3 separate regions of the Mus musculus genome follow, and all the other regions are linked to region 1. The links are chromatin loops, found by intact Hi-C in ENCODE. Cell type or tissue: left cerebral cortex. All regions are shown on one strand.

The links. Peaks named below come from ENCODE experiments on the same cell type or tissue, not always from the same donor. Only the 100,000 strongest peaks of a DNase experiment are listed, where the experiment ranks them.
Region 2: it touches region 1 in a loop (3-fold over the local background); 8 of 42 quality-filtered maps call a loop at or near these places.
Region 3: it touches region 1 in a loop (11-fold over the local background); 14 of 42 quality-filtered maps call a loop at or near these places.

The regions. Positions count from the first base shown.
Region 1 is chr7:118,300,446-118,308,445 of GRCm38, forward strand. No RefSeq gene overlaps it. Among named protein-coding and RNA genes, the nearest start is that of Gm35083, 22 kb to the right of the region's middle. In left cerebral cortex, CTCF peaks have their summits at 698, 4,553 (motif pointing right) and 5,846; DNase peaks (open chromatin) are centred at 451 and 4,563.
Region 2 is chr7:118,592,181-118,600,180 of GRCm38, forward strand. Tmc5 (transmembrane channel-like gene family 5) reads left to right here and starts at 5,117. Exons shown (of 22, transcript NM_001105252.1): 1 at 5,117-5,364. B230311B06Rik (RIKEN cDNA B230311B06 gene) reads left to right here and starts at 105. Exons shown (of 2, transcript NR_169121.1): 1 at 105-280; 2 at 4,245-4,658. In left cerebral cortex, a CTCF peak has its summit at 3,218 (motif pointing right); DNase peaks (open chromatin) are centred at 205, 1,810, 2,037 and 3,220; H3K4me3 peaks cover 692 bases; H3K27ac peaks cover 2,965 bases.
Region 3 is chr7:118,685,029-118,693,028 of GRCm38, forward strand. It overlaps Gde1 (glycerophosphodiester phosphodiesterase 1), which reads right to left. Exons shown (of 6, transcript NM_019580.4): 5 at 6,555-6,766; 6 at 3,530-4,122. The coding sequence ends at 3,975. Among named protein-coding and RNA genes, the nearest start is that of Gde1, 17 kb to the right of the region's middle. In left cerebral cortex, a CTCF peak has its summit at 3,417 (motif pointing left); DNase peaks (open chromatin) are centred at 3,399, 3,832, 4,265, 4,551 and 2 more places; H3K27ac peaks cover 920 bases.

The DNA of each region.
Region 1 (8,000 bases):
ACTCTTGACTCCAGGGATCACTCCTGTTCTGTTCTTCTACCATGTGGGTTCCAGGAATGAGATGGAGGTGGCCAGCCTTGGCGCAAGCACCTTCATCGCAATGCTGGCCAACTTGCTCCTCCCTTTTAAATTCCATACTCGGAGTCACATGAGTCCTCTATCTCATCTCAGGTTAGGTGGCTGTGAGCCACCATGTGGAATTGAACTCAGGACCTCTGGAAGAGCAGACAGTGCTCTTAACCACTGAGCCATCTCTCCAGCCCTTTGGGGGTCACAGTTTGCTCACTGTTAGGCGCTCATCTCCCCCCACCTCACCCCCCCTTTGGTATTGAGAATGGGAGCCAGGGCCTTGCACAGGCTGAACACATGCTTTGACTATGAGCTACATCAACAGTCCCAGTACAGCCTCTCTCTTTATAGCACTCATTGGACAGCATCCCACTGGGTCACATCCAGATCTGCTTCCTATTACCCAACAGCTGTGTCCATTTTGCATCTCATTAACCAATCCCCTATCAAAGGCCACTTATGTTCTCTTTCCTCTAAATGACTACAGTGGAGCAACGACACATGCCCTCAGCCTCACTGGCGATGCCTATCCGTGGCAGGCTCCTGGCAGCAGAAGGGACACATTTTATTGACATGATAAAGCTGAAACCTTCCTCTCTTCTTCCCTCTCTTCCCCCAAGATGTTCACTGAGCTCCACCTAGCGCTGGGCTGGGTGCTGAGGCTAGAGAGACCCATAAGCCATGGGCCTCAAGTGAGGGAACCTGTGGTGTGCTCCGAGTGCCCTGTGGGAACACAGACAAACAGGAGAGCAGGCATAGGAAAAACAAGGAGGGCATCCAGGAGGAGGCAACAATTGCTAGAATGGGCGGACAATCACCATTGCACAACCAGGGGGAGCATTACATGGCAATCAGAGAGGGGGAGGGGCCAGGTGACTCGGACCTTTTGGGTTATACCATGAAGTTTTATCTTGTGAGTCTTACTCCTGAGAGTGAGATCTGAGAATCCATCCTCTGGTAGGAAAACAACAACAACAACAACAACAACAAAAGCTTCTGAGATTCCATCTGACCAGAAGCCTCTTCTCTAGAGATGATCCTTGGATCTTATGGGTGTGTGTGTGTGTGTGTGTGTGTGTGTGTTTTGTTGTGTGTAAGGGATGTGTGTGGTATGTGTATGAGGTTTGTATGTGTGGTGTGTGTGTGTGACATGTATGTGTGTGTGGTGTGTGTGACATGAGTTTGTGTGGTGTGTGGTGTGAGTGGTGTGTGTGTGTGGTTTGTGTGTGTGTGTGTGGTGTGTGTGGCATGAGTTTGTGTGGTGTGAGTGGTGTGTATGTGGTGTATGTGGCATGAGTTTGTGTGGTGTGAGTGGTGTGTGTGTGTATGTTGTGTGTGTGTGTGTGTGGTATGTGGTGTGAGTGGTGTATGTGTGGTGTGAGTGGTGTGTGTGTGTGTGTGGTGTGAGTGTGCTGTGTGTGTGTGTGGCCTGAGTGTGTGTGGCATGAGTGTGTGTGGTGTCATTGGGCACCCTGGGTCATTTCAGCTTCCCTGGAGTCTGGGGACTCTGCCGCTGGCAGCTGCAGCTGCACTGTTACAAGTGGGATGATTGGATGACTTTTCGTTTGGGCTGCAGGTGGAGCCTAGGGCTCTGTGCATGCTAGACAGAGCCTGGAACACTGACCGTGTCCCAACTAGAAGGCATTATTTTTAAACAAATCATCTGTTGCCAGGTGTCAAAGTTTATTTTAATTGTTCCGAAGAGAATCTTTTATTTTTTTTTAAGATTTATTTATTTTATTTATATGAGTACATTGTAGTTGTCTTCAGACACACCAGAAGAAGGAATCAGATCTCATTACAGATGGTTGTGAGCCACCGTGTGGTTGCTGGGAATTGAACTCAGGACCTTGGAAGATCAGTCAGTGCTTTTAACCTCTAAGACATCTCTCCAGCCCAAGAGAGTCTTTTAGAAGAGATGAGGGAAAGAAGTTACCAAAAGTTGAGTGACAGAGTTTTTGTGTTAATTAGGAAAAGAATACAAAATAGAGTTGCCAAGCAAATGTTAGTGTGAGCCTGTGGCCTAGTTTTTTGTTTTTTGTTTTTTTTTTTAATAATGACTTTTATTTTATTTTATTTATTTCTATGTATATGAGTACACTGTAGCTTTACAGATGGTTGTGAGCCTTCATGTGGTTGTTGGGAATTGAATTTAGGACCTCCAGTCAACCCCACTCTCTCTGGCCCAAAGATTTATTATTATATACTGTAGCTGTGCACCAGAAGAGGGCTTCAGATTTCATTATGGGTGGTTGTGAGCTACCATGTGGTTGCTGGGATTTTAACTCAGGACCTTTGGAAGAACAGTTAGTGTTCTTACCCGCTGAGCCATTACGCCAGCGCGTGGCCTAGTTTTTTAGGAAGCAGGATTTTCCAGGAGACTGAGGCTCGCCAGGGCTGAGACCACATTTTCTCTTCTCTTCTCTTCTCTTCTCTTCTCTTCTCTTCTCTTCTCTTCTCTTCTCTTCTCTTCTCTTCTCTTCTCTTCTCTCCTCTCCTCTCCTCTCCTCTCCTCTCCTCTCCTCTCCTCTCCTCTCCTCTCCTCTCCCCTCCCCTCCCCTCCCCTCCCCTCCCCTCCCCTCCCATCCTCTCTCTCTCTCTCTCTCTCTCTCTCTCTCTCTCTCTCTCTTTCTTTCTTTCTTTTTGAGATAGGGTTTCTTGTTGTAGCCCTGGCTGTTCTGGAATTCACTCTGCTGACTAGGTTGGCTTTGAACTCAGAGATCTTCCTGTCTCTGCCTCCCCAGTGCTGGGATTAAAGGCGTGTGGCATTATATTCAGTTCAGTTTCTTTCTTAGAAAATATTTATTTATAAATCATTTTTAGGAATGTGTTTGCATGTGTATTTGTGTGTGGGAATGTGCATGAGTGAAGCATCCCAGGAGGCCAGAGACATTGCATCTCCCTGGAGGTGGAGTTGAAAGTGACTGTGAGGCACTTGACATGGATGCTGGGAACTGGATTCTGGTCCTCTCCAAGAGCAGTGCATGCTCTTAGCCATGGATCCATCTCTCTAGCCCCTTCAAATATCTCTAATATAATTTAGTGTGTTAAATCTTGACATGATTGTGATCTAAACCACAAGTCATGTTTGGGGTTAATATCATTAGCGGACTAAAAAAATTACAATTTAGGCTGGTGTGAGGTGTTCGCCTGACATCTTGGCATTGTAATTGAGGCAGGAGGATCAAGAATTTGAAGTCAGCCGGGCGTGGTAGTGCACACCTTTAATCCCAGCACTCGGTAGGCAGAGGTAGGCGGATTTCTGAGTTCGAGGCTAGTCTGGTCTACAAAATGAGTTCCAGGACAGCCAGGGCTATACAGAGAAACCCTGTCTCGAAAAACAAAAAACAAACAAACAAAAAACAAGAATAAGAATAAGAATTTGAAGTCATCTCAGCTTGATCTTTATGATCTTGTAGTTGGTCAAAGGATTACATTTGATCAATTGTAAATTGTCAAACAAAATCTGGTGGCAAGAGGTACATCGTTAGGGTAGAGAGATGGCTCAATGCATGAAAATTGCTGCCATGAAAACTGAAAACTTGAGTTCGATTTCCTGAGCCCACATAAATGTGGAAGGAGAGAACTGACCACACACAGCCCGCTGACTTCCACATTTGTGTGTGTGCACACATGCTCACAGGCACGTGTGTACATACTCACACATTTAAAAACAGCTACACTCTTACCAAGAGTAGCCGAGGGCCAACCAAACAGCCTGATTTGTGAATACTTTGGCCAAGGCCTGAGCTAACTTTTACTACAAAGATCCGGAGAGTAATTTCATATTTTTTCAGGACATGAAAATAACAGAGCTATGTAGGGACACACGTGGCTGTGCTCCAGGAAAATGTTATTTACTAAGTCAGGAGTGGTGAGCCTAATACCCAAGGGGAAGCCAGAGGTTGAGAGTTACTGGCCAGTCTGGGATATATAGCATCATTCTCTCAGAGAGAGAGAGAGAGAGAGAGAGAGAGAGAGAGAGAGAGAGAACAAGCAACAAAACTTTAACAAAAAATGGGAAAGCACAAATTTGGCTTGTAGCTATAGTTGGCTAACCCCATTTGGCTTAGCATGTAGTAAGTGTTTAGCAATTGCTCTCAAATGGCAATTTCGAAATCAGTTCATTTTTATGTTTTTTTTTTGTTTTGTTTTTTTGTTTTTGCAAAAGGTAGAAGGTAGAAAGCAGGAAGTTTTAATGGTCAGTTCCTCAAAATACAGTCTTATCTAGAATGGATTTCATTTTATGTGTTTATTGAAGAAATGAAATCAGAACATGAAGGATGCTGAGTACAAGTGGGCTACTACTGCAATCAATCAATCAATCAATCAATCAATCATCAATCAATCAACCAACCAACCAATCAAGCACACATGCAAGCAAGCAAGCAAGCAACTAACCAACCAACCAACAACCAACCAACCCACATCAAAACCCAAGGCCTAAACCAAGCACCACATGGTGTTGATGTTCTCAAGTCTAACAGCAGGTGGCGCACGAGGCTAACACACGGCCGAGAACTCCCGAACCGTCTCATCACCGTGGCTTTACATTTTAAAGCCTCTGTTTTAATGAACAACACAGCAAGTTTGAGCAATGACTTTATGTTGACAGCACATTAAAAAATATCCTGGGGGGTCCCTTTAAAACTCATCGAGGTGACTTGGCTTTTGCTGGTCAAGCATTCCTGAAGCCTGGGTTTTTCCTGTAAAACCTTATGAATTACAGGAGTTTGGGTGAAGGCCCGGTGAGATAGAGATACAAAGGGAGGGGGAGGGGGAGAGGAAGGGAGGGGGAGGGGGAGAAGGGAGAGGGAGGGGGGAGCAGGAGAGTGTGTGTGTGTAGGCGAAGGTCATTCCATGGCCAGCCTGGAATATGAGACCCTTTCTCAAAAATCAAAAGACAGCTCATCAAAAAGTTTAATGGTTGGTTCTCTTCTTTCCAGTGCTGTTGTAGATTTGTGGGCTCAGTTCTTGAGGAAAATGGGCTAGTACACAAAGATGGCTTCAATGTGCTCTCTAGGCACGAGAGGGACCTTAGAGGAGAGATGGTGGAGTGAGGTTTCTTACTCTGCACTGAGCTGACCATGAAAATTAAGCTGGGTGTGGCCAGCACCATCAGACCCATCTACTCTAGACCCTAGGAGCTTGGGAATTGAGGGCAGCTTGGGCGACACATGAGACCCCATCTTGAGAAAAAAAGAATTACAGTGGTAATATTTATGTTGTATGTTTTGCCAAAATAAGTTAAAAACACTTTCCACAAAGTATTACCTTACAGGTCTCCAGGTCAGAAATCCAAAGTAGGTCTCAGGAGCTAACATGCCTATTGGCAGGACAGTGTTCCCTTTGTAGGTTTCAGGGGTGCAGTGGTTTCTACCTGATTATGTTTTCAGGTATATGAGTACACTGCAGCTGTCTTCAGACACACCAGCATTGGATCCCATTACAGATGGTTGTGAGCCACCATGTGGTTGCTGGGATTTGAACTCAAGACCTCTGGAAGAGCAGTCAGTGCTCTTAACGGCTGAGCCATCTCTCCAGCCCCTCTCTTCCATTTTTCAAGCCAGCAATAGCAGTTGAAGTTTCTTCTTCAATTGGTTCTCTCCTTCCACTATGTGGGTCTTGGGAATTGAACTCAGGCCATCAGGTCCACAGCAAGCTCCTTTGCCTGCTGAGCCCTCTAAACGGCTCTCATGCAATTTCTTTGATCTGTTCCTTTTCCTACCTCTTCCTTATTTTAATTTTATTTTTTTAAGTTTTTTTTTTTTAAGATTTCTTTATTATTATATCTAAGCACATTGTAGCTGTCTTCAGACACCCAGAAGAGGGCATCAGATCTCATTATGGATGGTTGTGAGCCACCACGTGAGCCAATCTCTCCAGCCCATTTTTTTAAGTTTTAAGATGAGGTCTTGCTATGGAGCCTATGTTGGCCTAAAGCTTATCATCTTCCTGCATCACTAACTTTTGTATGCTGGAATCACAGGTGTGCATCACCACACCCAGGATTTTAGAGACTCTTGGAACTCTCTTGCATCTCACTGGATAACGCAGGGTAACTTCTCCATTTCAAGACTAAGAACACATGAGATCTACAAAGTCTCTTTGCCATGAAGGTAACTCAGTAATAGTGATTCCGGGGCCAGTCATAGAGGTTCCGGGATCAGTCACAGCCGTTCCTGGGTCAGTCACAGTAGTTCTGGGGTAGGTTCTGGGACGCACCTGTACTTGCCACTGTAGACACAGAGGACAACTAAGTCTGGCTACGGAACTCACAGGGTCCACCTGCCTCTGTGTGCTACTATAACTTTCTGCATTGCTCTAAAGCAGTGATTCTCAACCTTCGGAATGCTGTGGCCCTTTAATATAGTTCCTTAGGTTGTGGTAGCCCACAATCATAACATTATTTTTGTGCTGGGTAGTGGTGGCACATGTCTTTTTAAAAAATATTTATTTATTTATTTTATTATATGTAAGTACACTGTAGCTGTTTTCAGACACTCCAGAAGGGGGCATCAGATTTCATTATGGATGGTTGTGAGCCACCATGTGGTTGCTGGGATTTGAACTCAGGACCTTTGGAAGAGCAGTTGGCACTCTTAACCGCTGAGCCATCTCACCAGCCCCAGCACATGTCTTTAGTACCAATACTCAAAAGGCAGGGGCAGGTGGCTCTCTGAGTTCGAGGCTAGCCTGGTCTACACAGCAAGTTCCAGAATAGCCAGGGCTACACAGAGAAACCATGTCTCATAAAATAAAACAAAAATTATTGCTATTTTAAAACTTTTTTGAAGTTTTGTAATTTTTGCTATCGTTATGAGCTGTAATATAAATATTTGTGTTTTCTGATGGTCTTAGGTGGCCCCTATGAAAAGGTTGTTCAACTTCCGAAGGGGTTGTGACCCACAACCTGAGAACTGCTATTCTAGAGGCAGAGACCCATATATTGAACTGGGTCTTGAGCTCAACGTAGCTTAGAATGAGCTTGTGTCTAAGCAGATCCACCATACCATCTGGTTTATGTAGTACGTGCTAGAGACTGAACCCAGGTCTAAACGGTGCTAGGCAAGTGCTCTACGGACCGAGCCACACCCAGGCCCAATGACCACAGGTCCTGAGTAGAGATTTTGTCGGCTCTAGGCTCGATGGCGTACATCTGTCAGCTAGACTGGATTACGCACATCAGCTTTGCCTTTGGATGGATTTTACAGCTTACCAGGCCACGCTCGCTCGTCTGGAGGCAAACTCGTGGAGATGTTAGGTGGGGGCACGAAGGAATAGGCAATGGGTGTGGCCTGCCCAGCAAGTTGTCCATGGCCTTCAGAAGCACAGAGCATAATCAATATGGATGACAAATTGATTTAGGCTGCTCCCTGCTGCCATTGTTCCTTATGGCTTTCGGTGGTTAGTTACTGCCATAAAGAAATTTATAAAATGTGTTTTTCCACACTTATTTACTTTGGTGTGTGTGTGTGTGTGTGTGTGTGTGTATGGAGGTCAGAGGATAGCTTTCGGGAATCAGTTATCTCCTATCACGTGGGTTCTGGGAATCAAATTGTATGGCTTGCCAGCACGTGACCCTACCCACTAGACCGCCTTGCCAGCAGCCCCAAGACACAAGTTTTAAGGATGAGGGTGGACCTGAACGTGGCAGCTTTTTCTTTTTCTTTTTAAAAATGTATTTATTTTATGTATATAGGTACACTGTAGCTGAACAGATGGTTGTGAGCCTTAATGTGGTTGTTCAGAATTGAATTTTTTTAGGACCTCTACCCACTCTGGTTGACTCCACTCGCTCCAGTCAACTCCACTCGCTCAGTCCTTGCTCCTGCTTATTATACGTTAAGTATACTGTAGCTGTCTTCAGACATGCCATTCCCATTATGGGTGGTTGTGAGCCACCATGTGGTTGCTGGGATTTGAACTCA
Region 2 (8,000 bases), 290 kb after region 1:
GTGTCCCTCCTCTCTTCCACACTCTGGCCTCCTCACTTCCCAAGGTCCCCCACAGATGTACTTCCGGTCCATCTGGAAAACATTTCCCTCCTACGGAGGTAATGACTTCCGCCTGTACCCATTCCCATCAGCCCTGCTACACTGTCCTGCTCTGAGTTCTGACTACTCTCTGTCTCTAGGGAGGACTTGGCTGAAATCTCCGAGGCAGGAGATGAATCCTGATGAGAGCCAAAGTTTCTCTGAGGTGGCTCATGGCCTAGACGCTGCTGCCCAGAACGCTGTGAGTGGGGGAAGGGAAAGTTCCCTTTGGCTATTGTTGCAGACAGACAGCAGGACACCAGCACACACACTCAGCAGCTGCCCTCGTGGGTATTTGTTATAAGGCTGTTGAGCTCCAAGGGCTCCTTTTGGGAGGACCATGCTGTTCTGGTATGTCATCATTCCAACTTTCTCATGGTAAGCTGTCATTTCCAGAGAGAGAGAGAGTGAAAAATGAGACAGCCTTGGATCAGCAAATGGTTCTTCACTCACTGGCTGTGCGATCCAAGGCTTGTTACTAAGCCTCTCTGTGCTTCTGCTCTCTCATCTATTTTCTCCCCTTTCCTTCTTTCCTCTTTTAGATAAGAGCTTGCTAGGTAACCCAGGCAGGCTTTAAACTTAAAATATTCCTGCTTCAAGCCACCAGAGTTCAGGGATCATGGGTCTGCATGACCAAACCTGACTCTCTTCCTATATCAGTGGTATCTGTTCCTCTGTTTAAAAAAAGCATTAGCTGGACCTGGATTGTGCAGACAGGGAGAGGTGTGGGTTTGACTCCTAATGTGACCTGGGTATCTGGGAGCTATAACCAAGGAGCAGGCTGGAGGTTGCTGATAGGAAATTACCAGGACAGAATATTAGAGCTGTATTAGTTAAGTTGCTCTGAGCAGATTGGAGGAGGGAGGACTTAGTTTATTCCAGATTTCAGAGGCGTTGGTCCAACTTCTATCATGCTGGCCAAGAAGCAGAGAGAGGGATGGTAGCAAGAAAGAGGTGAGGGCAGAGCATCTCGCGTCCACCCCTGCTTCCTCCCAGGGGTGCCATCTAGATGGGAATTCATCAAAATACAAGGTCAGAACCTGCAGTATCTAACTGTGAGCAATCTGTCACACACACAGCAGGATGGAATGTCTCATTAATCATGAGGTGATTCGAACTCCAATCAGGACGACTGTGGCGACTAGCCACCACAGGGAGTTAAGGAGGTTTCTATCTAGGCTGAGCTGATGAAACTGTCACTGCAGATAGATCAGGTGACAGATACCATCTAGGAAGGAGGCCCACTCAGTGAGGGGCAGCAGGTATTAGGGCTCCTTCTTCCTAAATGACTGTGCAAGGCTCTCTGGCAACACTAGAGTTCACAGGGGAGAATACAGGCAGGCTCTGGAGTTGGTTAGGAGCCTTACAGTTAGGCTACACAAAGAATCTTAGTCATCTCTGTTCAGCTCAGATCTAAGAGGCAGAGGCAGGGCACTGAGCTCAGAGTTATATGTAAATCTGAGTCTAGAGAGGACCCGCTGAGCTTTCTAGGTTCGTAAGTCCCAGAACAAATAATTGGACCAGGGTGAGAAAAAAGTAGAGGTGCTGATGGACCCCCACCTGGGAGTGTGGTGAGTCTCTAAGGCCTCTCCTCTCGGGAGAGTGCCTTGGGTGAGCTTGGTTTGTTCCTCATAGCCCTGGTGAGGGAGGAGTTCCCAGGCCTTCCGCCAACTGGCTTCTTTCATATGCTAATCTCCCCTCCAGCCCTATTCTGCCAACAGTTGCTGTAACAGAAGACCACCCCTCCTCCCAAATTGGGTGCTTTATATAGAAAAAAATATATCGTTCACACAGTCTCCAGCTGGGAAGGGACATCTGTTCAGTGAAGAGGAACAAATACAGCTTCTGGAACATTCCTGTGAAGCAAATTGCCTGGGTGCTTCAAAGATATCAATAGCTGGAGTGGGGGCGGGGCAGGGGCAGGGGTGAGGTGGGAAGCTCTGTAAAGCTCTTGCATAGTAAACAGGAGGTCCTGAGTTCCACCCCCAACCCTGGGGGGTGGGGCAAGGAAACAACAAGAGTCGGGGTTGGCTGAAGCAAGGGAGGAGGAGGGGACAACTGGACTAAAGTAGAGTAACATGGAACTGATGGTTCACAGCCGACCTCCTCTGCTTTCCTCTGTTGGTGCTGGCTATTAGTGCGAGCAGGAAGGTCCTTGGGATTTCCCAGCACACAAAGCTGAGAGAGTACTGAAGAGCTGCCATAGGGGACTGGGGAGGGATGGCTCAGTGGGTGACGCACTTGCTGCAGAAGCCTGAGCATCCGAGGTTGGACCCTCAGCATCCACGTAAAATTGGGCTCAGTCTGTAATCTCGGCTCCTACCTCGAGAAGACGGCCAGAAGTAGCCTGGGGAGTCCCTAGGCCAGCTCGGGAATGCAGCTGTGAGCACCAGACTCAGCTTCCCACAGGTAGAAGGAAGGCAAATGTCTCTCGCTGAACCTTGAACTCATCCGGCCACCAGTAAACCCTAAGTGTTTTCCTCTTTCTAGCCCATGCCCCACAACCCTCACCCCAGAATGGGGTTACAGTGTGAGTGCAGCCACCCGTGGCTTAGTGCTGGGGATTTGAACTCATGTCCCCATGATTGCAGCAAGTGCTCTTACTCACTGAGCCCCTCTGATTTAAAGACGCTTGTCTTAATTAAAGGCATGCTGTGCTAGCATTAAATAAACGGGGCTGTCTGGTGCTTTCAGGTTCGTCTTGGAGTCTGCGTGTGGGATTCTTACGGTTCTCTGATGGACCCAGTCACGCCAGCCAGCATGGCACAGAAGCAATGTAGGTCGTGTGGCCCTGAGGTCAAGCAGACCCAGAACTGGCTCTGTAGGGCAATGTTACATAAGTTCCCTTTGTCTCTGTCTGAATTACCTCCCCGTGTCTAGATTTCCGTGTCTTTAAACTTAAGACACGCTATGACTATGTTTTCTGGACCGGACTGGGAGACCAGAGCTCAAGCACTCTGTTATCCTGTCACATGATTGAGTGCATGATATCACGTGCCAGGTGGGCACCTAATTTGAGCTTCTTTGACCAGTGAGTCCCTTCCGTAGACTGGGCTAGATCCCTTCCTAGTCGTCTTTCCTTGACGAAGCCTCCCTTTTCTGCCTCACCCTAGAGGCAAGTAGCCACAAGAGGGAGCCAGAGAGCAGGCATGGGAACCGGTCAGGCCAGCTGGGGAACTTTGCCAAGTTTGTATTGATGGCACGCGCGCGCGACTCTGCAGAGGTAAACACCATCCTCCCAGGAGAGGGCAGACTAAATCTTGGTTATAATGAGTGTTTCCGAAGGTGGCCAGGGTTCTGCTAGGTCTCTGGGAGCCTGATCTCCGGCTGCTACGGACCGGTCACAGTTTCTGGAAAAAAAACCCACCAAGTCAAATCCCTTAGTGTCCCAGAGTCACCACCTTTCAAGTAGTGCTTTATGGTCTTTTTCAGGCTAGCTGAGGATATTTGGGCAGAGATTTGGGTGGGGCATTTATTCCGGTTTTGTTTGTTTGTTTATTATTTTTAAAAAGTGTTTTACTATGTGGTCCCAACTGGCCTGGAACTCCTTTTGTAGCACAAGCTGTCCTAAAACTCACAGGTCCACCTGCCCCCACTTCAGTGCTGGGATTAAAGGCATGAGCCACCATGCCTTGCCTTGCCATGTGGGCCTTTAAAAAAATGCCTCAATGAAGACAAATGTGCTTACATTTTAAACTTATTTCTCTCTCTCTCTCTCTCTCTCTCTCTCTCTCTCTCTCTCTCTGTGTGTGTGTGTGTGTGTGTGTGTGTGTGTGTGTGTAAGTCAGACAACTATTTTTAGTAGGTAGTAAATTCCTCCACCTTTATACCATGTGGGTAGAAGTCAGGCAAGCGTGGATTCAAACCCCTTTATCCAACTGAGCGGTCTTGCGTGTATGTTAAAGAACTATGTCTATAACCATATCGTGATCTTCTTGGTCGCAGAACTAGGTAATAATAGCCTCTGAGATAAACAGGCAACAGAGTCTGTTTGCTGGTACAGTGCTTCCTTAGGGACCCTGCTGTGCCTGACACACCATGTCCCCCCTGCAATAGTCAGAACGACAGCTGGGTGGTACTGAAGCAGACACACACACACACACACACACATTTCTTAACAGTAACGGAAAGCAAATGGCTTGCAACTTATCATCCTCATCCTTCAGGTGCAGTTCAACGGAGAAGAGCCACGGCGCTATGTGGCTTGTCTCCGGAACGTCCTCATCTGGGGAACGCCACCTCAGCACCCCCTCAGCGCCCCAAAGCTTCTGTCTGTGGTTGTTTCCTGTGCGAGTACAACTCGGAGCATTCAAGCTGTTGTACCAGACTCATCTTGCCCAGTGTCAGAATCTCTTGTTCAAGACAGGCTGGGTGTGAAGCATGCCTATAGTCCTGGCACATCAGGAGCTCAAGGCCGGTCCAGCTACTTGAGACCCGTGTGAGAGCTTAGAAGGTAAAGGTGCTTGCTGCTGTGCTTGACAGCGTGACGGAAAACAAGAATGGACCCCTACATGTTGTTCTTGGATCTCCATACATGTTCCCATGGACCCCCAATAAATAAAATGTAATTAAAAAAAAAACCTCTCTGTTTTGTTATGAAATTTCCCCTCTGTAGCTCTGGCTGCTTTAAACTTTCAGCAATCCTCCTGCCTCAGTCTCGTAAGTGCAGATTACAAGCCTGGGCCAACAGTCTGGCTGACGTTTTCCTTCCTATTGAAAGGCAGGATTTCACTAAGTCACAGGGACTGTCTTGGAAAGATCTGGGATGACAGGCTGGGTCACCACCCTGACCACTTGGTTTGTTATTGGATGGACAGTGTCGCTCTAGTGGTGAGTGGCAGGGTGCTCCTCACTGTGGTGTCTGATTCTGTGTCTGATTCTGGTGATCCGAATCTCCATGTGACTCTGCATTTCTTTAGATTCCCACAGTGTGGCCGGCAAAGCTTTTGGAGCTAGTCGCTCCAGCCCCAATGCCTTCCGGCATCCCCTGGGGACTCCATGGCCCTGGCTTCTGCTGAGCGGAGGGGTGGGGCTTTCATGGGAGACAGTAGTGTGTGTACACTGGAACGAGCAGTAGTTGTCTATAGCCACCGTCTTCAGGGACCTGCTGGATGCTAAGAATACTGTAGCCGGCCCCTGGATACTAGGACGACACGCGGCAGCCTGCGCACAGTCCTAGGTCCTAGCTGGAGCACACTGTGAGTGTGAGAGAGGCGCTGCGCCCGGGTGAGACGGTTGCCCTGCACGGAGGGTAGCGGCTGTGGCACGGAAGCAGGAGCTACGCAGGTGGATTGGGTGAAAGTGGGGCGGGGAGCAGGGGGGAGCGGGAGCGGGGCGGGCGGATCTAGGAGCTAAGGGCCCCGGCAGCCTCTGCACCCCAACAGCAGCGCTGGCCTTCTGTGGTAGCAAAAAACGGGGTAGGATTGTCTAAACTGCAATTTGCATGAGAATATCTTCAAGATCAATTTCCTTTCTTAAGAAAGTCCCATAGCCACAGGTCCAAAACCCCGAACGTGTCTAAGCCAATATCAAAAAACTTCTCCCTTCCTGCCTGTCTTCCCCTGCGACCGCTTACCGCCAGGTCTGGAGGGCACCTGCGGCCAACGCAAGAACCATCTCACAATGTCTAGGGCAGAGTCCCTGGCTAGATGGGATGGTTTCCAGAAGAGAGAGACTGGGTGGAACTTGTGTGTCTCCTATACTTGGGGTTCTCTTGTGTGAAACGGGGAGAGTTCTGGGACGCTACTGCTAAGCACCCTAAGATGACAAAATGCCCAAACTCTAATACGGCAGAAATCAGGAAACGGTGCCTGACAACTGAGAAAGGACCTTTTGCCTTGTGGTTCCTCGACGCCCTCTCTGCGACCCCTGCATTCCTCAGTTGCTGGCAGCTGGGGACTTATCTCTGTCCCAAACCAAGCCATCCTCTAGGGGACCATCTTCTACTTCCTCTCATATTTTAAGGCCTTTCCTCAATTTGTGAGGAAGAAAAGTCCCATCTCTCCTTTAGGAAAAAAAAATTCACCATTTTGCATTTAAAATGTAAATTTTACTTACTTGTTCTTAAGTTTTTGTTTGTTGTTGGTTTTTGTTTGTTTGTTTTTGTTTTTTGTTTGTTTGTTTTGTTGGTTTTTTGTTTGTTTGTTTGTTTGTTTTTTGACAGAGTATCCCTGTCTATGGGCTGACTCCATTCTTGTAGCCCTGGCAGGCCTGCCTTTGCTATGTAGACCAGGCTGGACTTCAACTCAGAGCTCTGCCTTCCTCTGCCTTTTGAGTGCTGGTGGTGCACCCCCAAGATTTTATTTTTATTTTTAATTATGAGCATGTGTGTGGTTTGTACACATTAGTGCAGGACCCCTGAAGGGCACTGCATCCCCAGGAGCCAAATTACAGGCAGTTAGTTACCTGAAGTGGGTGTTGATAGGTGATTTCTCAGCTACCAGTGAAATGAGCCAACTCAAGCCAGATCAGAGTATATTAAAGTCAGGTTTATTGGGAAGCTGGGCCCCAAGGATGGAGGCCAGGGAAGTTACAATGGGGAAAAGGGGTGGGTAGGGGAGGAAGACAGAGCTCTTTAGTAGAGAGAGAAGAGGAAAACAAAAGAGAAGGAAGGGGGGAGGGAATGAAGGAGGGTGACAGGGAGGTGCAGGGAGAGGCAGAGGGACCAAAATGTCTGGATTATATAGAGAAGAGCCTCGGTGGAGGGTTGCCCAGTCCCTGGGCTGCTAAGTTCAGGGTTAGGGACAGGGCATGCCAGGTAGGGACTGAGAGGTGCGGGAAGAACCTGGGGGCCAGGTCTGCTTACCAGATCCCACTCTGCAATAACAAGTGGTCTTAACCACTGAGCCATCTCTCCAGCCCAATACATTTATTTTTAATTGCATTAGTTAATTGTGTTTTTACCTTTTGCTTTTGAGACAGGGACTCTTGTATCATGGTCTGGCCTTAAACGCATGTGTAACTGAGGATGCCCTCAAACTCCAGATTCTCTTGCCTCTACCTCCTGAGGGCTGAAGTCACAGGGCTCACTGGCTGCCTACTGTCTGGTTTATCTGTCGCGAGATGGCCCCCAGAGCTTTGCGTATGCCAGGTAGCCCTCTGCCGGTTGAGGACATTCCTAGCCCTACTTAGCGTTTTGATGTGGGTGTCAATATTGCAAGCTAAGAACAAGAAGGATAAGTCCCATCCCTCTCCCCCTCCCCCTTCCCCTCCCTCCCCTCCCCCCTCCCTCCCCCTCCCCCCTCCCTCCCTCTCTCCCTTCCTCCCTTTCTCCTTCCTTGTTTAAGAGACAGGGTCTTTCTCACTATGTTTTCTGAGCTGACTCCATTCTTGACATCCTCCTACCTCGGTCACTCAAGAGCTAGGAGTTCAGACTTGTGCCACTGCCCCCATCTCTTTCCTTCCTTTTGAATGTTTCCTTCTTAGAGGCCTCACTGAGGGAAGGTAGAGTGTATCTGCTCAGCTGTGGTTTCTCTCTAGGTTGAGTCTTGGGTGACTAGAAAGGACCTGAGTCACAAAAGTCCCATTTATCTCCAGTGTTGCCTCCGCTGAGGAGGTGGAGGATTTTGCTTCCATTTCTCAGATAAGGAGGGTAACACTGAAACTAGAAGAGGACGAAGAACAAGAGTCGGGATTTGAATTTTGAACTGCCTCCTTGAGCTGTCAGCCACATCCACACTGCCTCCAAGGCACAGGCCACCTGGGATCATAATTGTGAGCTAAGGCTACCTTCAGATGCTGCCTCAGGGGTGCTGGCTGCAGAACACACTGTCCCAGAGCTGGGAGCATCTGTGAGACCAGGGTCTATCAGTACTACGTTTCCAAGGGACCCACAGTTCAAAGCCCGACTTACTTCCTTATGGTGTCATAGAAATAAAACACTGAGCTGAAAAGGACTTTGCTCTCTTTGTTGTCTTGATGCC
Region 3 (8,000 bases), 380 kb after region 1:
TTCCCTTTTCTTTCTTTGTGATGGTTTGTATATGCTTGGCCCAGGGAGTGGCACTAGTAGGAGATATGACCTTGTTGGAAGTAGGTGTGTCACTGTGGGTATGGGCTTTGAGACCCTCATCCTAGCTACCTGGAAGTCAATCTTCTCATAGCTGCCTTTGGAACAAGATGTACAACTCTCAGTCTGTGCCTGCACCATGCCTGCCTGGATGCTGCCATGCTCCCATCTTGATGATAATAGACTGAACCTCTGAACTTGTAAGCCAGCCCCAACTAAATACTGTCCTTTATAAAAGAGTTGCCTTGATCTTGGTGTCTGTCCACAGGAGTAAAACCCTAACTAAGACCTCCCCCTCCTCTTCCTCCCCTGCCTCCCATCTCTCAACAACCCTTCCTATCTCTGCCCCCACTTCCATGCACTCCCAATCACCTCTCCACTGGTACTTCCCCCTTCTCTTCCCTCTGCACTTTCACCTCTCCCAACCCTCTCACCCTACCCCTGCCCTCTCCCCACCCCTCCCCCCACTCCTCCCTATCCTCTCCCCACCCCTCTCTCCCACCCCTGCCCTCCTCACCCCTCTCCCCCACCCCTGCCCTCCTCACCTCTCTCCTTCCACCCCTGCCCTCCTCACCCCTCTCTTCCCCCACCCCTGCCCTCCTCACTCCTCTCTCCCCCCACCCCTGCCCTCCTCACCCCTCTCTCCCCCATCCCTGCCCTCTCCCCACCTCCTTTTCTACCCTGTTCACTTTCCCTTTCCTTTGTTCTCCTCCCCTCCTTGCAGCCCCTCCTCTTCTGCTTCTCTCATTTCCTCTCCTGATCCCTTCCCTGCTCCTCTCCCCTCATCTCCTTTCCCCGCCACACCTACTTTCCTGTCTCTCAATTCTCACCCCTTAGCTCCCCAGCTCCTCCCCTTATTCCCTGACTTCTCTCCATTCCACACTCTACACTCCCCTCTTTCCCTGACTCTTCCTCTCTCCATTCTCTCCTCCCCCAGCTCTTCCCTCCCACATCAATGCTTTTGCTTTTCTCCCCAGTCCATCATCTTCCCCCACCTCCTCCCTCCCTGGTGCCCCTCCCCCCTTTCCTGTCTCCCAACCTCACCTTGCTCCATCTCCCCTCAGCCCTCACCCTTTTCTAGGAAATCCCCCCCTTTGCTCCTCTCCTGTCCTGTTATGTCACATGCCAGGCACCCATTTTGAAGGGCCCCAAGGCTCAATCAGGCCTCAGATGTGTTTTCTGGGGTCACGTTCTCCTCCCTCGTATCACTTGGTCACAGTGTGACATGCTTAGATATTTAATAAATGTTAAAAATTTCAAGAGAAGCCGGGCATTGTGACGCACACCTTCAATCACTTGGGAGGCAGAGGCAGGCGGATTTCTGAGTTCGAGGCCAGCCTGGTCTACAGAGTGAGTTCCAGGACAGCCAGGGCTACACAGAGAAACACTGTCTCAAAAAAAATTTTTTTTTTCCCAAGAGAACTTCCTTGGGCTTAAAGCTCGGTGTGGAGTATATGCTCACTGTGAGTCCCTGGGCTCAGTCTAGCACCAAAACTAATGGAAGGCAAAGGTTTTTAAATATTTTGAGTCTATGTAGTCAGGCTGGCTTCAAAATGAAGGCTCTCCTGCCTCTGCGTCCCAAGTACTGAGATTACAGGGGTATACCATCACAGCCAGCCTGAAGCTGACCTGTCTGCCCCTGCTAGCTTCTCCCTCCCACCTCTCTGACCTTTCAGCCCCATCTGTGGCCTGCCATAGACCCACAAGCTAGTCATGGTGTTTCCACAGTCCTGCTGGCGTACAGCAGCCAGTGAGTTTTAGAATGCCACCAGTCCATACAGCTAGGTGACAAGAAAGGATGTCAGGTTTTGATACTGTGTGTGAAGGCTCTGGTAATAAAGGAGACCTCAGATACTTCTAGTCAACATTTATAAAGAGCCAGGTGTGGCAGCACATTCCCATAACCCCTATAGTTGGAATGCTGAGGCAGAAAGCTTAAGACCAGCCTGAGATCAATAACATGACTGTCTCAAAAACCCAAGGACTTGGGGTGAGGCTCAGGGGTGGAGCACTTGTCTAGGATGCACAAAGCCTTAGGTTTGATCTCCAGCAAAGAAACTAGCTTCTTTTTTTTTTTTTTTTGGTTTTTTTTCGAGACAGGGTTTTTCTCTGTATAGCCCTGGCTGTCCTGGAGCTCACTTTGTAGACCAGGCTGACCTCAAACTCAGAAATCCGCCTGCCTCTGCCTCCCGAGTGCTGGGATCAAAGGCATGTGCCACCACTCCCGGCTCTAGCTTCATTTTAAATGTCACCACTTACAGCTATGTCTCTTGATGCTGGCCTACAACCTCAGCTACTTGGGAACCTGAGAGATTTTACGTTTATGGCTACTCTAAATAACTTAGTGGAACTCTGTCTTAAAGGGGCTGGAGTGAGTTAAAAGCCTAGCAGACAGAGGCGCTCACCAAGCTTGATGACCTGAATTCAACTTTGTGACCCGCGTGGTGTGAAGACCCTGGCAAGCCGTCCTTCCATCTCCACATGTGTGCCACGTGCACTCTCACACCAAAGGGAATTTGAAAATTTTTCTTTTTGAGATGGGGTTTCTCTGTGTAGCCCTGTCTGTCCTAGAACTTGCTCTGTAGACCAGACTGGCCTGAACTCAGAATCTCCCTGCCTCTGATTCCAAACTGCTGGGATTAAAGATGTGTACCACATCTGGCTTAATTTAAATTTGTTTTAAAAAGAGGTCTAGATATAACTCTGACAGACGACTTACCACAGGTAAAGCCTAGGCTGAATTTCTAGCATCGCATGCTAAGGCCTGGTATGAGGGTTCAACACGGAAAAAGTGCTACCAAACCCAATAGTCTGAGTTCAACGTCAGGGACCCATGGGGGAAGGACAAACCTGCAAGTCGTCTTCTAACGTCTGGGGCAGCAGTGGTGGTACGTGTTGCCACCCCTTCCTTCAACAACTAAAAACAACACACACACACACACACACACACACACACACACACACACACACACAGCCGCTTTGTCCCTGTGGGATGGCCAGGGCCTGGAACTGGACACTGCCTGTGGACTTTATGATGGACTCAGGTACGTCCCTAACTGCGCTGCCTCTGCTTCCTCACCTCTGAAGATGATGCCAAGCATCCGTAAGCGTTTTGCCCAGGGCTGCAGATGACTGTGCTTACAAATGCCTCATCTAGTTCCCAGTCTAGAGCAACGACAGCAAAAGGAACAGTAGGTCTGAGTCAGGGCTGAGGCCGGCACCAGTCTGTGCATCTGCAATTGAGAAATGAAGAGCAGCCCAGATCCTCAGACCCGTTCTCCTGGTTCTTTATCTAAGAACCTGCCAGTGATCAGGCTTCCAAGCACGATGGGAAAGCTGCCGCTCTGCCCCCTGGTGGTCAGAAGTGCTTACATCAAGATGACACAGATAATTCCAAGTCTTGAAACTAAAGCAGGAAAGGCCTCCCAGGCACTGTAGGACCAGAAGATCAGTACACAGTTTGCCCTCTGTTCACCTTTCAATGATTTTATTAGTGTGGTCACAAGTTTGACACCTACAGGTCGCCATTAACAAAGCTGACGACAAATATTGGAAATAAGTGAATTACTGAAGTACGGCAAGATTTAAAATGTCAACTTGGAGTGATCATGCAAGCCCCATGCATTGGTGCCTGCGCCCTAATTGCAGGACCCACTCTGCTCATCCTCGTGGCTCTGTACCCTCAGCGGGGTCAGGGTGGGGCCACCCTGCCTTTTTGCAGATCCAGAATTTTAAGGGCAAGTGTGGAGCCTTCCTTGGAGCATGGTCACCATGCCTGGTTTCTGCTTGTTGGGGTGACACTGTGACTATTGCTAGTATGAGCCACAGGGTCCCCAGGGCTTGTGCTAACAGAGTGTTCTCATGTCCCTGCAAGAGGCCTCCAGGCAGTTTCGCAACTGTGTTTCCTCCTGGGGAGTCTAGAAGTGAGGTGCACAGTCTTCTAGCATGCTGTCAGTGATGTAGCTGGACCCAAGGTGGGACTCGTAGTAATTCTTTTCATCAAAGGTATTGACAGTCCAACTCACAACCTGGATTCCTTTAGCTGACCACTTCTTCAAATAGTCCCTGGAGAAAAGGGGAAAATCAGCCGTGTTAGAATGGACAGCTGTCCTGGAATTGAGAGCTCAAAGCATGTGCTCTGTGACTGCCAACTGCTCCCAGAGAGCCTCCAGCTGGCCTCCTACCGCAGTCAGAGGCTGGGAAGCAGGCACGGCTTATGTCTGCTTTACATCATCATCCGAGCTCACACACATCACAGTCACCAAGGGCTATCATCTCTGCCCTCTTACACCAACCACACTGTCCGTTTCTCTCTGTACTGCAGGAGCCTCCCTTTCAGGTCACCAGAGCTTCTCTGTCCTCCGCTCCTGGGGAAGAACAGCGCTCTACACCCTCCCTCAACGCTTTCTTCCTTGCAGTTCACAGGCAGAGCTTAGTTTGCTCCTGGCACCCTGTCCCATATCTGGTGAAAAGCTGAGAAGTCCTGAGTGTCCCCAGGTATGGGAAAGGTCACAATATAAAAGCAGCTGTTGTGACACAAACCAGAAACATACCTTCAAACAGCAAGCCTAGAACAACCACATTTTCTCAGATTTACAGGTGATTCAAGATGATTCAGTGACTTCCAGGCAGACAAAAGGCTCACAGCCCCCACTCCAGAACTGGTAATTTCTCAAGACAAATGAGCTACCTTGGCGTGTAGCTGAGACATCCTCAAGGAAGATGCCAGGTAACCACTCTGGTGAGGCCAGGTAAAGAGACCCAGGTGTGAGCCTCCCACCTCCACCATGCCCACTTCCTCACGTGCTCCCACAGCACTGGCCCGACAAGAGCAGGCCTGGATGTCCTTTACCCGCTGGCTGATAGAGAGGCTGGAGTGTGACCCTGGGCCTCGGGCACGCAGGGAGGCAGTCATCCTCAACTGTACCGCAGCGTCTCTTCACTTCTGTTTTATGCTCTCACTGGAGCCCGGGCTGCCCTTGAACATGCAATCCTTCTGCTTTAGCCTCCAGAGTTGCTTGACTTTCAGGCCTGTGCCACCGTGGTAACAATTACCATTCCCCTCCTTCTTCCTTGGGACACCTCCCTGTGCGAAACTAGATCAGAATACAAGGCCTATGCACTGCTGTCCTTGAAGCTGTTGATGGCGCTGTCTTTCACTATTGTTCTCATCTTAGATTTGAGACAGGGTGTCTCAATGAACCCGGAGATCGAAGCTCCAGCTAGACTGATTCCCAGAATCTGCTGCTCTAGCCACACACATGCTACTGCGCCAGTTTGCATCCGGCTGCTAGGAATGTGAACTCAGACCCCAAAGCTCGCACAGAAGCACTTACCCACTGGCAGCCCTCAGCTGTGGCTTTGTATTTACTAGACTCAAGGCTGGACTGGCATCCCTGTCCAATTGGACATGGAAGTCAAGGAGGCAAAGAGCGCGGCTCTGCTTCTTCACTACTGTACCCTCCGCTTCCTCATGCAGCACCTGACAGCACTGTTGGCCATAGCCAAATGGCTGCCAGAATAGCAAGCTGGAAGTCGGATGGAGCTACAGTGTGCGTCTACAGCTCTAAGGCTGCCACAGACAGCTCAGAGATGTCAGTAAGCGAGAGAACAGACAAGCAGAAGGGAGGATGGGAGCTAGAAGGCCATGGCCATACGCGGTTTCCGCTGTGGCACTTCCCTCCGTCTAGTTTCCCAAGGGAGCCAATCACAAGCAGTGCAATGTCACCACTTTCTAAAAATGCTTTACAACACTGGACTGGGGTTGGGCGGTGGTGTAAGCTTAATCCCAGCACTCACTGGAGAGGCAGAGGCAGGTAAATCTCTGTGGGTTTGAAGCCAGAGGTCTGCAGAGTGAGCTTCAGGACAGGCAGAGCTACACAGAGAAACCCTGTTTGATGAGGTGGGCTATGATGCATCAGCTCTGCCACACACATTTACACGGAGAGCAAGAACTTGCTGACATATTACATGATTAATATGTTATAAATTGTAATTTACTTTTAAAACATAATAAAAAATGCTTGTCATTCAAGAACCAGAGTTGGGTGTCCAGCAGCCACATAAAAACTGGGAGACATCACAGACCATCTATAGTCCCAGTGCTCAGGAGCTGGAGAAGATCCTGAGGAAAAGGTAGCTTCTCACAGGACCAGCTCCATCAGTGAGTCCCACACATACAACATACAAACACACACCACACATACAGGTACCACACATACAAACACTACACATACATACAGCACACATACAAACACTACACATACAAGCAGTAAACAAACAAACTAATGAAACAGAGTATCTGGTTAGCCTGTTGTGAATCAATGAACCATGTCTGACATCTTCCCACACACTTCCAGCAGCTGGCACTGCTCTAACTTACAGGCCAGGGGACCCATGAGTCACAAACAACTCAGTCTGCCCACTTCTTTAACGCCTCCTTTCCAGAAAAAGCACCCAGGACACCAGAAGCCAAGAGACAAAAACTTCTAACTTACGGGGAGACAAAATCCTTCTGCATGAGGAAGGCTGAAATCCCACACAGGTACCACAAGACATTGTGCATGCTCCAGTCCAGCAAGATGTCCAACACCACAAACACAGACTGCTTCCAAAAGACGCTGTAGCGAGGCTTCCCATCTCCAGTGTGGCTCAGGCTCCAAGGCCTGTGAGTTAGGGCTGTGATTACCTTCTGATCCGTTTGTCTCATCTGAAAAGGAATTTTGGAAAAGAAAATGATCATCTCTTAAGTCTATAATTTCTAAAAATTTTAGATTTACCAAATATTCATTTGATGAGGGCCCCATAGCGACCACGTTTGCCATCTCTCACAAGTCCTTTGAGAAACAAAGTAGATGTAGGTATGCAACGCCCACTACAATTGAGGGCCTCTTCCTCACAGTCCTACAGGAACTGCCCTATCAAACAGAGAGAACCTGGCTGCCGAGGGAGCCCAGCCTCAGCGTGGTGGCAGGCATGAGGCCCTCCCTAGGTGTAGTCAGAAACACACAGCAAGTGAGAGGGAGAGAAAATGCCAACCACAGGGTCAAGTTGTATTTGTTTGTTTGTCTGGGTTTCTGGAGATAGGGTCTTCTGTAGTTCAGGCTGGCCAACCACACCAAGCCTCCTGCCTTGGGCTCCTGAAAGCTGGGGGCTACAGATGTGCTCTCCACCATGCCCAACTTTCAAAGCCACACTTTAATAACGCTATGAAGATAAGCTTTTAATTGAATTAATCAAATAGCATGTTAATTCAGAACTCAATGAGGGTAGAGCCAGGATCATTTCAAGAGATGCTGGTTAATTTCAACCCTGTTTATGGCAGGACTGCAGAGCTGTGGGGAGGGGAAGGAGAAGGGAGGAAGAAAGAAGAGGGGCTGTAAGGAGACTGGAGAGAGGGCAGAGCATCACATACTCCAAAGGCCTCTGTGCTCAGATAAGCCTGGGGAGCCTGTGGAAACATGTCTGTAAGCCCCAGGACCGCCGACGCCCTGGGAAGGTCTGCACTGGCATGCACTGTCCTGCTCCTGTTGTGGACATTTTTTGTTTGTTTGTTTTTTGTTTTCTTTTTGTTTTTTGGTTTTTCGAGACAGGGTTTCTCTGTATAGCCCGAGCTGTCCTGGAACTCACTCCGTAGACCATGCTGGCCTTGAATTCAGAAATCCACCTGCCTCTGCTGGGATTAAAGGTGTGTGCCACCACGACCGGCTGTTGCAGACATTTTTAATGTATGCTGTTGACCCTAGCTGAAGGATACCACAGAAAAGCTCAATATTTTGGAAACTAGTAAATAAAGAGAAAGATTAAGTCATTACTCAGACTATAGGGAAACTAAATGATAGATCAGGAGGTGTCTTATTTATACATGAATTCTAGATTCTGAATAAAATATTAGCATTTCATAACTTCCTAGTAAACTGACAGACCTGGCCAATGAATGCCAG